2 separate regions of the Homo sapiens genome follow, and region 2 is linked to region 1. Evidence: read pairs that join two places in POLR2A ChIA-PET (ENCODE). Cell type or tissue: Caco-2. All regions are shown on one strand. Each heading gives the region's core, and the rest is flanking DNA. Links, peaks and the distances in the headings are about the cores only.

Region 1 (5,377 bases), core at 201-5,200:
ATACCCAGAAGAAACCTTGCACCTAATGGCAATGACTCCCCATTTCAGCCCTTGCCCCACCCCAAACCTCAGGCAACCACCAATCTACTTTGTCTCCATAGCTTTTGCCTGTTCTGCTCATTAATATAAATGGGACCAAACAATATGCAGTCTTTTGCGAATGACTTTTGTTACTTAATGTTTTTGGGATTCATCCATGTTACAAGGTGTATCAGTGCTTTGTTTTCTTAAAAACTCAAAACAATTATCTTTCAAAGAAATTTAGATAAGAAAGAACGCATACCACAAGGGTCCCCAGCCCCCAGGCCACAAACTGGTACCAGAGTCCGAGGCTTGTTAGGAACCGGCTGCACGGCAGGAACTGAGTGGCAGGTGAGTGAGCATCACCGCCCGAGCTCCGCCTCCTGTCAGATCAGCAGCCGCGTTGGACCGCATAGCGTGAGCCCTACTGTGGACTGCACACGCGAGGGATCCAGGTTGTGCGCTTCTTATGAGAATCTAATGTCTGATGACCTCAGATGGAACAGTTTCATCTCGAAACCATTCCCCCGCACCACTGGGTCTGTGGAAAAACTACCTTCCGCGAAACCAATCCCGGGTGCCAAAAAGGTCCAGAACCACGGAGGTGCCACATCCAGTGCTTTTCATTCTTTCCTGTGAGTCCACATTTCCATCTGACATCACCTTCCTTCTGCCTGAAGGGCTTAGTTTAACATTTTTTGTAGTCTGTCTGCTGACGATACACTCGTTCAGCTTTTACGCATTTAAAATTCTGTGTCCTCCTTTGTTTTGGAAAGACACTTTCAATAGTATAGAATTCTAGGCTGATAGATTTTTTTCCCTTTAAATACTTTAAAGATGTTGTCCCTTGTCTTCTGGCTTGCACTGTTACTTAAATAAAGTCTGGGATCACTCTATCTTCGTCCTATATATATAATGAGTCTTTCATTTTTTTTCTGGTAGCTTTTAAAATTTTCTCTATCACTGTGTTTTTGTTGTTGTTGTTGTTTTTGGTTTGAAACAGGGTCTCGCTCTGACACCCAGGCCGGAGTGCAGTGGTGCGATCTCAGCTCACTGCGGCCTCAACCTCTGGGCTCAAGCAATCCTCCTGCCTCAGCCTACCAAGTCCTGGGAGTACAGGTGCACACCACCCTGCCCAGATAATTTTTCTTTTTTTCTTTTTTTTTTTTTGTAGAGATGGGATTTTGCCATGTTGCCCAGGCTGGTCTTGAACTCCTGGGCTCAAGTGATCCTCCCACACTGGCCTCCCAAAATCCTAGGATTGGAGGCATGAGCCACTGTGCCCAGCCCTAACACTGGTTTTAAACAATTTGATTACAGTAAGCCTTGGTGTAGTTTTCATGTTTCCTATGCTCAAATGTTGTTAAATTTCTTGAATCTGTGGGTTTACAGTTTTCATTAAATTTGGAAAATTTTAAGCCATTTTTCAAAGAAGTATGAGGATATTTAGTCTGGTTTTTATTGGATATGTTTGCTTAGAGAGTCTCTGTAATTTACCTGTTGATTTTCTTTCTTTTCCTCACCCCCGAGCCTAGGTTGCTGCCTCCTTTCCAGCACTAAATGGCACCATAAGCCCAGGTTTGCCTGGGTTCTAGCAGAGTGCAGCCCATCCTAAATGGGAGAGAGGAGTCCCCAAGGGGATATTCTGGTAGCAGTACAGGAAGGGTGGCTCAGGGTTCCTGCCAAGGGTCCTGTGGAATAAACCTCCTACAACATGGTGTTGCTGAACAGCTGCTCTATTTGGCATCCCCTTTGGCTGAGTTATACAGCAGGGTTTCCAAGGCTGGGAACAGTAATCCCGCCTCCCTCCTCTGCCTCTGGCTGTCCTCAGGGTAGCTCTCCCTATGCCACCTGTGGGCTAAGGCAGGGACAGGCCTCCTGCCAGGGAACCCAAGATGGTGGAGAAGGTGGCTGTCTTCTTCAATCTCACTTTTTCCTGTGTAGACACTGTGAATTGGGGGAGATTTTCCCACACTTGGCGCCAGGCGGACAGGGGGAACGGGTGTTGCAGATACGGAAGTCCGATTCTTACAGCATGCCTGGAGTTCTTTCATTTCTCTGTGCCCCTGGGAACTGTCTCCTTCTCATATCTGAGTTCTTGGATGTTGCTGGTGATCATCTTAGTGCTGTATGTTCTTGGTTTTCTGTGGTGGCAGGGCAGAGTGAGTGAAGCCAGTGTGCTTCTACACCACCATTTTAGAGCTAGAAGTCACTATGTCCTCCACTTAATTGTCATTAGTCAGATCTTTTAACTGTTATCTTTTCTCTCATATTTTCCATCTTTGTATTTCTGTTTAATTCTTTGAGAGAATTTTCTTTTCTTTTTTTATTTGAGACAGAGTCTTGCACTGTTGCCCAGGCTGGAGTGCAATGGCGCAATCTTGGCTCACTGCAACCTCCGCCTCCCAGGTTCAAGTGATTCTCCTGCCTCAGCCTCCTGAGTAGCTGGGATTACAGGTGTACGCCACCGAGCCCAGCTAATTTTTGTATTTTTAGTAGAGATGGGATTTCACCATGTTGACCAGGCTGGTTTCGAACTTCTGATCTCAAGTGATCCACCCACCTTGGCTTCCCAAAGTGCTGGGATTACAGGTGTGAGCCACCGCTCCAGCAGGGAGAATTTTCTTGATTATCTTCCACTCTTCTTTCTATTGCTATCTTTTGTTTGTTTTGGTAATTTTAAATGTTGATATTCCAAGAACTGTTTTCCATTGTTCTCTGATCATTCTTTCTCTGCGAACTCTTTTCTTGTTTCATGGATTCCTCTATCTCCTCTCTTTGACGATTATACAGTATGTGTGTATGCACAGGCTGCAGTTTGGGGTTTTTTTTCTCCTTACACTGTCTATTTCTTTTAAGTTCCTGTTTTTATCCCTATTGTTTTGGACTCTCCCTCTCATTTATAAAGGGTTTTTCATAAATGTCGGGTGATCCTGTACTGTCTACTCATATAGAAAGTATTAAAAAGCTAACTGGGAGTTAAGCCAACCTTAACACTAAAGATAAGGACAGCATGCATGCAAGGTACCTAAAGTATTTTTTTCCCCAGGCCATTGTTTATCCAGAGAAAAATCTTCCAATCTCCTGTCTGAGGCTGTGAGTCAGGCTGCAGGTATTCTGAAAGCAGGATGGGGAAAGGAGTTGAAAATGCTGACTTGCATGAAGTCACCTGCTTTATTCTGGTGCTTCAACTTTTCCTGACTCCCCTGATAAGAACAGAGGCTTCTGTGGTTTAAATTCTCTGGAAATAAATGTAAATCCCAGTTTATTCTTTTTTCCTTCCGGAGGATGGGGATAACACTTACATGGATGTGTGGGGTGTAAAGGAGGAGTCCTGGGGGGCCTTTGACACTTTCGATGTTGATTTTCAACTAATCCCCCTTCTCCTCAGCATGTGTAGTGCATCCTACCCCCACTCCGACACAGTGTCGTGTGCCTCTAAATCTTGAGCTTCCAGAATTTCTACAAGGGAAACTTGTTTCCCTTCTCACAGATTCCCCTCTGCAAACGCTTAGGTTATGTGTTTCTCTGTCCTGCTGAGTCAGGTGCCAATTTTCCACCACTTCTGCCTTCCAAATGTGTACTGAAGCCTCTTTCACAATACTGTCTCCTCTCTTTTTCTCTTTGACCGTGTGTGTGTGTGTGTATATATATATATTTTTTTCTGTCATTTTAGTTGGGTCTTGGGAGGGAGAGTAAATAGAATGCTTCTGTATGTGGTCAACATGCTGTGTTTAACCAGAAGATTCTTCTAATATCAAAGAGTTAAAAATCATGCTGTTTGATAAGTCTATACATATAAGACTGGAAATGTTACCGTATGCTCTTCTTTGTTTACAAAGATACTACTAGTTTAGTATTGGTAGGAAACACAATAATACTTATTTAACTAGTAATGAGGGATTTATGCTCAAATGTCCATCTCCTCTCTAGGCATGTAACTTAAAAGAGATCTGGTCACAGTGAGAGGGAAGGGAATGCTGGTTATGGACAGGAGCAGAGGGAAAGGAAACTGTTAAGCCTGGATTCTCTTTACTGAAACACAATTATTAATACGTCTATCATAAATTACCTCTCTCTCAATTTTCACTAGACTTTGAGTAATTTGAGGTCGTGCACTCAACATTTCTTTATGTCCCTTGGCTTCTAACGGAATACCCTACATACAGGAGAAATTATTTATTAGTTAACGATAAACTAGTAGTTTACAATTTAATGTACTATGATTATATGTGTTCTTTCTTTTAAAAAAATCTGCTCAGCATCCTACTTTTGGAAACTTCCCTCACCTTTCCTCTATGCAGATAGTTGGGAAAGATGCCATTTTCTTACACGACTATGGTCACAGATGACTGGTCCGAGGTGGGCACCTAACTCAAGCCAGGTCAGCACAGCTTCCCACACACCCTCCAGCAACTGGTGCAGGGGCAGCCACCTGAGCAGCTAAGCCAGACTCGGCTCCCTGAGAATCAGTCTATCACTAGTGTCTGAAGTTGTAAGAAACTGAGCCCAGGAATTCTATTTCTTTTTTTTTTTTTTTGACGGAGTCTCGCTCTGTCGCCCAGGTTGGAGTGCGGTGGCGCGATCACAGCTCCACTGCAAGCTCCGCCTCCTGGGTTCCCGCCATTCTCCTGCCTCAGCCTCCCGAGTAGCTGGGACTACAGGGGCCCGCCACCACGCCTGGCTAACTTTTTGTATTTTTAGTAGAGACGGGGTTTCACCTTGTTAGCCAGGATGGTCTTGATCTCCTGACCTCGTGATCCACCTGCCTCGGCCTCCCAAAGTGCTGGGATTACAGGCGTGAGCCACCACGCCCGGCCCAGGAATTATATTTCTTAACACATAAAGAAAAAACATTCTGAAATAAGAAATATAAAATAAGAAAAAAATATAAAAAGAAGGGTGAGAGATAACATATCTAGCAAGAGTATTCCTGGTTCCTGTTGTGTCTAAGGCCTAGTCATATTCTTCAACTTGGAAACGTTAAGAGTTTAGAGAAATATATTAAAGTTTCATATATGATAGGAGTATAGAGTAAAAAGTTAAAGGAAAAACACAAAAACGATTAAGCAGAACTTGAGATAGAGCCACATTAGATCATTCAAAATAAACATAAAATCCTAAAAATCTGTTCAATGCCATTTGTTTTTACATAACACACATACAGGTACTCTCTGTATTTTAATAGTCTCAATGGGAAAAGGAAAGGATATTAGAAACAGTGTCTAAAACAAAAAGATACTAAAGCATGTCTGGAATTGAACAATGTGCTGGAAAGATATTGCTATACCAACAGAATGTCTTTAATACTCTTATATAACGACTCTAGAAGCCCAGAAATAGAGGGCCAATCACA
Region 2 (5,377 bases), core at 248-5,247, 57 kb before region 1:
GATGGCTTGAGCCCAGGAGTTCGAGACCACTGTGGGCAACATGATGAAACTTTGTCTCTACAAAAAATACAAAAATTAGCCAGGCACACACCTGTAAGTCCCAGCTACTAGGGAGGCTGAAGTGGAAGGCTTGCTTGAGCCTGGGAAGTTGAGGCCATGGCACTCCAGCGTGGGTGACAGAACGAGACCCTGTCTCAAATAAAGTAAAATAAAAATAAACTTAATAAAATTAATTTAACTTATTAATCAATTAACAAGTTGATAAAATTAATAAAATTCAGTTCTCCAGTTGCACTAGTGACATTTTAGATGCTTAATAGCTAACTACGTGGGGTTGAAGATTTCACCATAATGGAGGGTGAAGATACAGATATTTCCATCATTGCAGAAAGTTCTATTGGAAAATGCTACTCTTTGAAAACTTTTAGAGAAAGTATCATGAGAACAACCTTCTCTCCATGCTTACATATTTGGAAAATGTTTGTGGCCTGCCTGCCTTTGTATGTGAACAATGATTTTCCTGGGTACAGAATTCTAGAATGACACTACATTTTATTTTATTTATATAAAATATTAAATATTATAAAGGCATTAACATAATCATTTAGTATTCAACATTGTTATAAACAATTCTGAAGCCAACTTTTAAAAAACTAACTGATATATATTCTAGATACATATTGGTCAATATTGGTATATATCAATACATCAACTCATATTGGTATATATTCTGGATACAAATACTTTTTTTTTTTTTTGAGACGGAGTCTCGCTGTCGCCCAGGCTGGAGTGCAGTGGCGCGATCTCGGCTCACTGCAGGCTACACCCCCCGGGGTTCCTGCCATTCTCCTGCCTTAGCCTCCCGAGTAGCTGGGACTACAGGCGCCTGCCACCTCGCCCGGCTAATTTTTTGCATTTTTAGTAGAGACGGGGTTTCACCGTGTTAGCCAGGATGGTCTCGATGCTGGATACAAACACTTTATCATATGTATGAGTTGCAAATATTTTTTCCCTTTCTGTGTTTTTTTATTTTTATTTATGTATTTATTTATTTTGAGATGGAGTCTCACTCTACCACCCAGGCTGGAGTGAGTGGCATGATCTCGGCTCACTGCAACCTCCACCTCCCGGGTTCAAGCAATTCTCGTGCTTCAGCCTCCCAAGTAGCTGGGATTATAGGTGTGTGCCACCATGCCTGGCTAATTTTTGTATTTTAGTAGAGATGGTGTTTCACCATGTTGGCCAGGCTGTCTCAAACTCCTGACCTCAAGTGATCCGCCCGCCTCGGCCTCCCAAAGTGCTGGGATTACAGGCGTGAGCCACCGCGCCCCACACCTCACTTTCTTAATGATATTATCTGCAGCATAAGACTTTTACATTTTGTCCAGTCCAATTTATCTATTTTTTTCTTTTGTCCCTTGTGCTTTCGGTCTCATGTCTAAGTAATGATTGCCTCACTGGAGGTCATGAAGGTTTACTCCTATGATTTATTCTAAGTGTTTTCTAATTTTGTCTCTTACAAGTACACCTGTGATGCATTTGGAATGTTTGTAGATGGTATAAGGAAGGGTCCAAGTTCATTCTTTTGCATATGAATATTCGGTTGTCCCAGCACCATTTGTTGAAAACACTTTTGTTTCTTTCTTTCTTTTTTTTTTTTTTTTTTTGAGACAGAGTCTTGCTCTGTTGCCCAGGCTGGAGCGCAATGGCACAATCTCCACTCACTGCAACCTCCGCCTCCCAGGTTCAAGCGATTCTCCTGCCTCAGCCTCCTGCGTAGCTGGGATCACAGGCACCCGCCACCACTCCCGGCTAATTTTTATATTTTTAGTAGAGACGGATTTTCGCCATGTTGGCCAGACTGGTCTCAAACTCCTGACCTCAGGTGATCTGCCCACCTCGGCCTCCCAAAGTGCTGGGATTACAAGCGTGAGCCATCGCACCTGGCCTATATGTCTATTTTTATGTTAGTACCACACTCTTGATTATTGTAGCTTTTTGTTTATTGATCTTGTGTCCTCAAACCTCGCTGAAATCATTTATTAGTTGTAATATTTTTGTATGTGCGTGGATTCCTTAGGATTTTCTTTACTTATATATATATATATTTTTAGGTAGAGTCCTGCTCTGTCACCCAGGCTGGAGTGCAGCGTGGGACTGTGGATTGTGGCTTACTGCAGCCTCAACTTCCGGGTCTTAAGAGATCCTCCCACCTCAGCCTTCTGAGTAGCGGGGACTACAGACGTGCACCACTACACCTGGCTTGCTCCTTCATTCATTCTTTCATTCATTCAGTAGAGATGGGGTCTCCCTATGTTGCCCAGGCTGGTCTTGAACTCCTGGGTTCAAATGATTCTCCCACCTCAGCCTCCCAAAGTGCTGGGATTTACAAGCATGAGCCACTGTGCCCAGCCATGATTTTCTTCATACAAGGTCATGCCGTCTGTTAATTGACAAAGTTTTATTTCTTTCTCTTCAATATGGATATTTTTTATTTCTTTTTCTTACATAATTACCCTGTCTAGGGCTGGGTGTGGTGGCTCATGCCTGTAATCCCAACACTGGCTCACGCCTGTAATCCCAACACTTTGGGAGGCTGAGGCGGGTGGATCACCTGAGGTCAGGAGTTCGAGACCAGCCTGGCCAACATGGCAAAAACCCGTCTCTACTAAAAATACCAAAATTAGCTAGGTGTGGTGGCAGACGCCTGTAATCTCAGCTACTTGGGAGACTGAGGCAGGAGAATTGCTTGAACCTGGAAGGCGGAGGCTGCAGTCAGCCAAGATTGTGCCACTGCAATCCAGCCTGGGTGACAGAGCAAAACTCTGTCGAAAAAAAAAAAAAGGCTAGGTGCAGTGGCTCACGCCTGTAATCCCAGCACTTTGGGAGGCTGAGGCAGATGGATCACGAGGTCAGGAGTTCGATACCATCCTGGCTAACACGGTGAAACCTTGTTTCCACTAAAAATACAAAAAAATTAGGCAGGCGTGGTGGCACGTGACTGTAATCCCAGCTACTCAGGAGGCTGAGGCAGGAGAATCACTTGAACCTGGGAGGTGGAGGTTCCAGTAAGCTGAGATCACGCCACCGCACTCCAGCCTGGGCGACAGAGCGAGACTCCATGTCAAAAAAAAAAGAGAGAGAGAGAATAAGCACCACTGATCCTCCTGAGTGCTTCTGGGAGTCATATCACAGGGGAAGAAAGTACACAGGAACCAGGAAGCGAACCTACCTCTTCTTATGCCTTACAGGGCAAAGAATAATAGATTTCGAGCTGAGGGGTAACAGATTGTGCATGGGGCACACCCTCTACATTTCATGTTGTCTTATGAGCCCCAAGTTCTGTCTCAGGACCCTTCAAGCCAATAATGCTTTCACTTTTTGCCACCTGAATTGTGTGTGGGTTGAGGAACAGACTCAGTATAAAACTCATAAATCTCACCAGGATCACTTCTGTCTTTGAGGTAGGATCCCGGGTGCCCCCACCCCTGGCCCCCACTCAGTTCCTCCTTGCCATTTTGTAGGGGTCCCTGGAGCTCCTGTGTACATTTTGTAGTATGGCCAGCCAGCCAGGAATTTAGGCAGAGTTTATACTCAGATTTTGAATCCAACCCAACTGTGACTTTCTCATTTCTAGAATTGATCCTTTAAGTTTCTAGCTGCTCCACTGTTTTGAACTCCTTCATCTGCCATGTCCATCTGGTAAGGCTGTGGTATTCTGCATGGCAAGTTGAGAGGGTTCAGAAAGCTACAAAGTTGCTGTTCTTATCTGACATGATAACAGTCTTTTTAAGAGTTAACTCTTCTCTTGACCGGGCATGTTAGCTCACGCCTGTAATCTCTGCATTTTGGGAGGCAGAGGCGGGAGGATCCCCTGAGGTCAGGAGTTCGACACCAGCCTGGCCAACATGGTGAAACCCCATCTCTACTAAAAATACAAAAATTAGCTGGGTGGTGGTGGGCACCTGTAGTCCCAGCTACTCGTGAGGCTGAGGCAGGAGAATCGCTTGAACCCAGGAGGTGGAGGTTGCAGTGAGCCGAGATCACGCCATTGCACTCCAGCCTGGGTGACAAGAGTGAAACTCAAAAAAAAATAAAATAAAATAAAATAAATAAATAAATAAATAACATTATCTTAAAATAAAGTTAAAAATAATAACGAATATGTTTTGAGGGATTTCTATTTACAGACACTGTGCTAAGCACCTTAAGTGAATGAGCAGAGGTTTAATAGGCAAAAGAAAGAGAAAATAAAACAGCTCTCTCTCTAGTGAGAGAGAGGGGACTTAACGAGAGGAAAAGTCTGGCCAGCAGCAGATGTGCTGGATTTTATAGTCTGGCTTGAGGAGGGGGTGTCTGATTTACATGGGGCTCACAGATTGGTTCAATTAGGTATGATATTTACACAATGTGCGGGGAAGGCTGGCCGCCCCACCCTAATCTCATTATGCAAGCGAACTGTCCCCTTGGCCAGTGCCATCTTGTCTGCTCCTTACTGTACACGTGGCTGGCAGAGAAGGGAAGAGGGAGCCGCCATCTCGAACATGATTGGCACAACTGCTGGCATGTATGTCTGCAGCTCAATTTTACAGGCTGTTCTTTGTTAGAAAGGAAAATGATTTGGGGCTGTTTTTCACTAAAAGGAAAACCTTACTGAAGACTTCCATACCCTCACTATCTGCCTAAGTAATTTCTTCTTAACTCCTGTATCATTCCCCCGCTCTGGAGTGGTGTAACCCTAACTATTGTTAGCGGGTGTTGGATAAAGACTCTTTCCGGCTGCTTCTTGCTGAAAAGGGGCACTGCGTGGGGAACAGCAGCTAGGGCTCCTCCTGGGGCCAATCTAAGGGTCCTCGGAAGAAAGGCGTGTCCATGCGTGGTTCTGTCTGAAGCAGCGTTTGGAGTTTGACTGCTGTCAGCCACTCTGATGGGTTCTAACACTGGCTTGCCTCCACCAGATGTTGCTGAAATGTTAATATAAAAGCAACATTCCTTTTTCTTTTTCTTTTTTTTTTTTTTTTTTGAGATGGAGTTTTGCTCTGTTGCCTGGGCTGGTGTGTAGTGGTGCAATCTCAGCTCACTGCAACCTCCACCTCCCAGGTTCAAGCAATTCTCCTGCCTCAGCCTCCCAAGTAGCTGGGATTATGGGCACATGCCACCATGCCCAGGTAATTTTTAAATTTTTAGTAGAGATGGGGTTTCACCATGCTGGCCAGGATGGTCTCAAAATCCTGACCTCAAGTGATCTGCCCACCTTGGCCTCCCAAAGTGTTGGGGTTACAGGCGTGAGCCACTGTGCCTGGCCAAAAAGTAAAAATAACAAAATAAAAGTAACATTCCTTTTAGGATAAGTGGCACTGGATTTGGGTGGCTAGGG

The links. Peaks named below come from ENCODE experiments on the same cell type or tissue, not always from the same donor. Only the 100,000 strongest peaks of a DNase experiment are listed, where the experiment ranks them.
Region 2: POLR2A ChIA-PET joins it to region 1 with 6 read pairs; 7 of 35 experiments call an interaction of 5 or more read pairs at or near these places.

The regions. Positions count from the first base shown.
Region 1 is chr3:196,791,107-196,796,483 of GRCh38, reverse strand. The region is part of intron 2 of PAK2 (p21 (RAC1) activated kinase 2); the gene reads right to left. Among named protein-coding and RNA genes, the nearest start is that of PAK2, 54 kb to the right of the region's middle. In Caco-2, for the core only: no CTCF peak of the experiment used is centred there; DNase peaks (open chromatin) are centred at 3,133 and 3,502.
Region 2 is chr3:196,848,638-196,854,014 of GRCh38, reverse strand. No RefSeq gene overlaps it. Among named protein-coding and RNA genes, the nearest start is that of SENP5, 17 kb to the left of the region's middle. In Caco-2, for the core only: no CTCF peak of the experiment used is centred there; no DNase peak of the experiment used is centred there.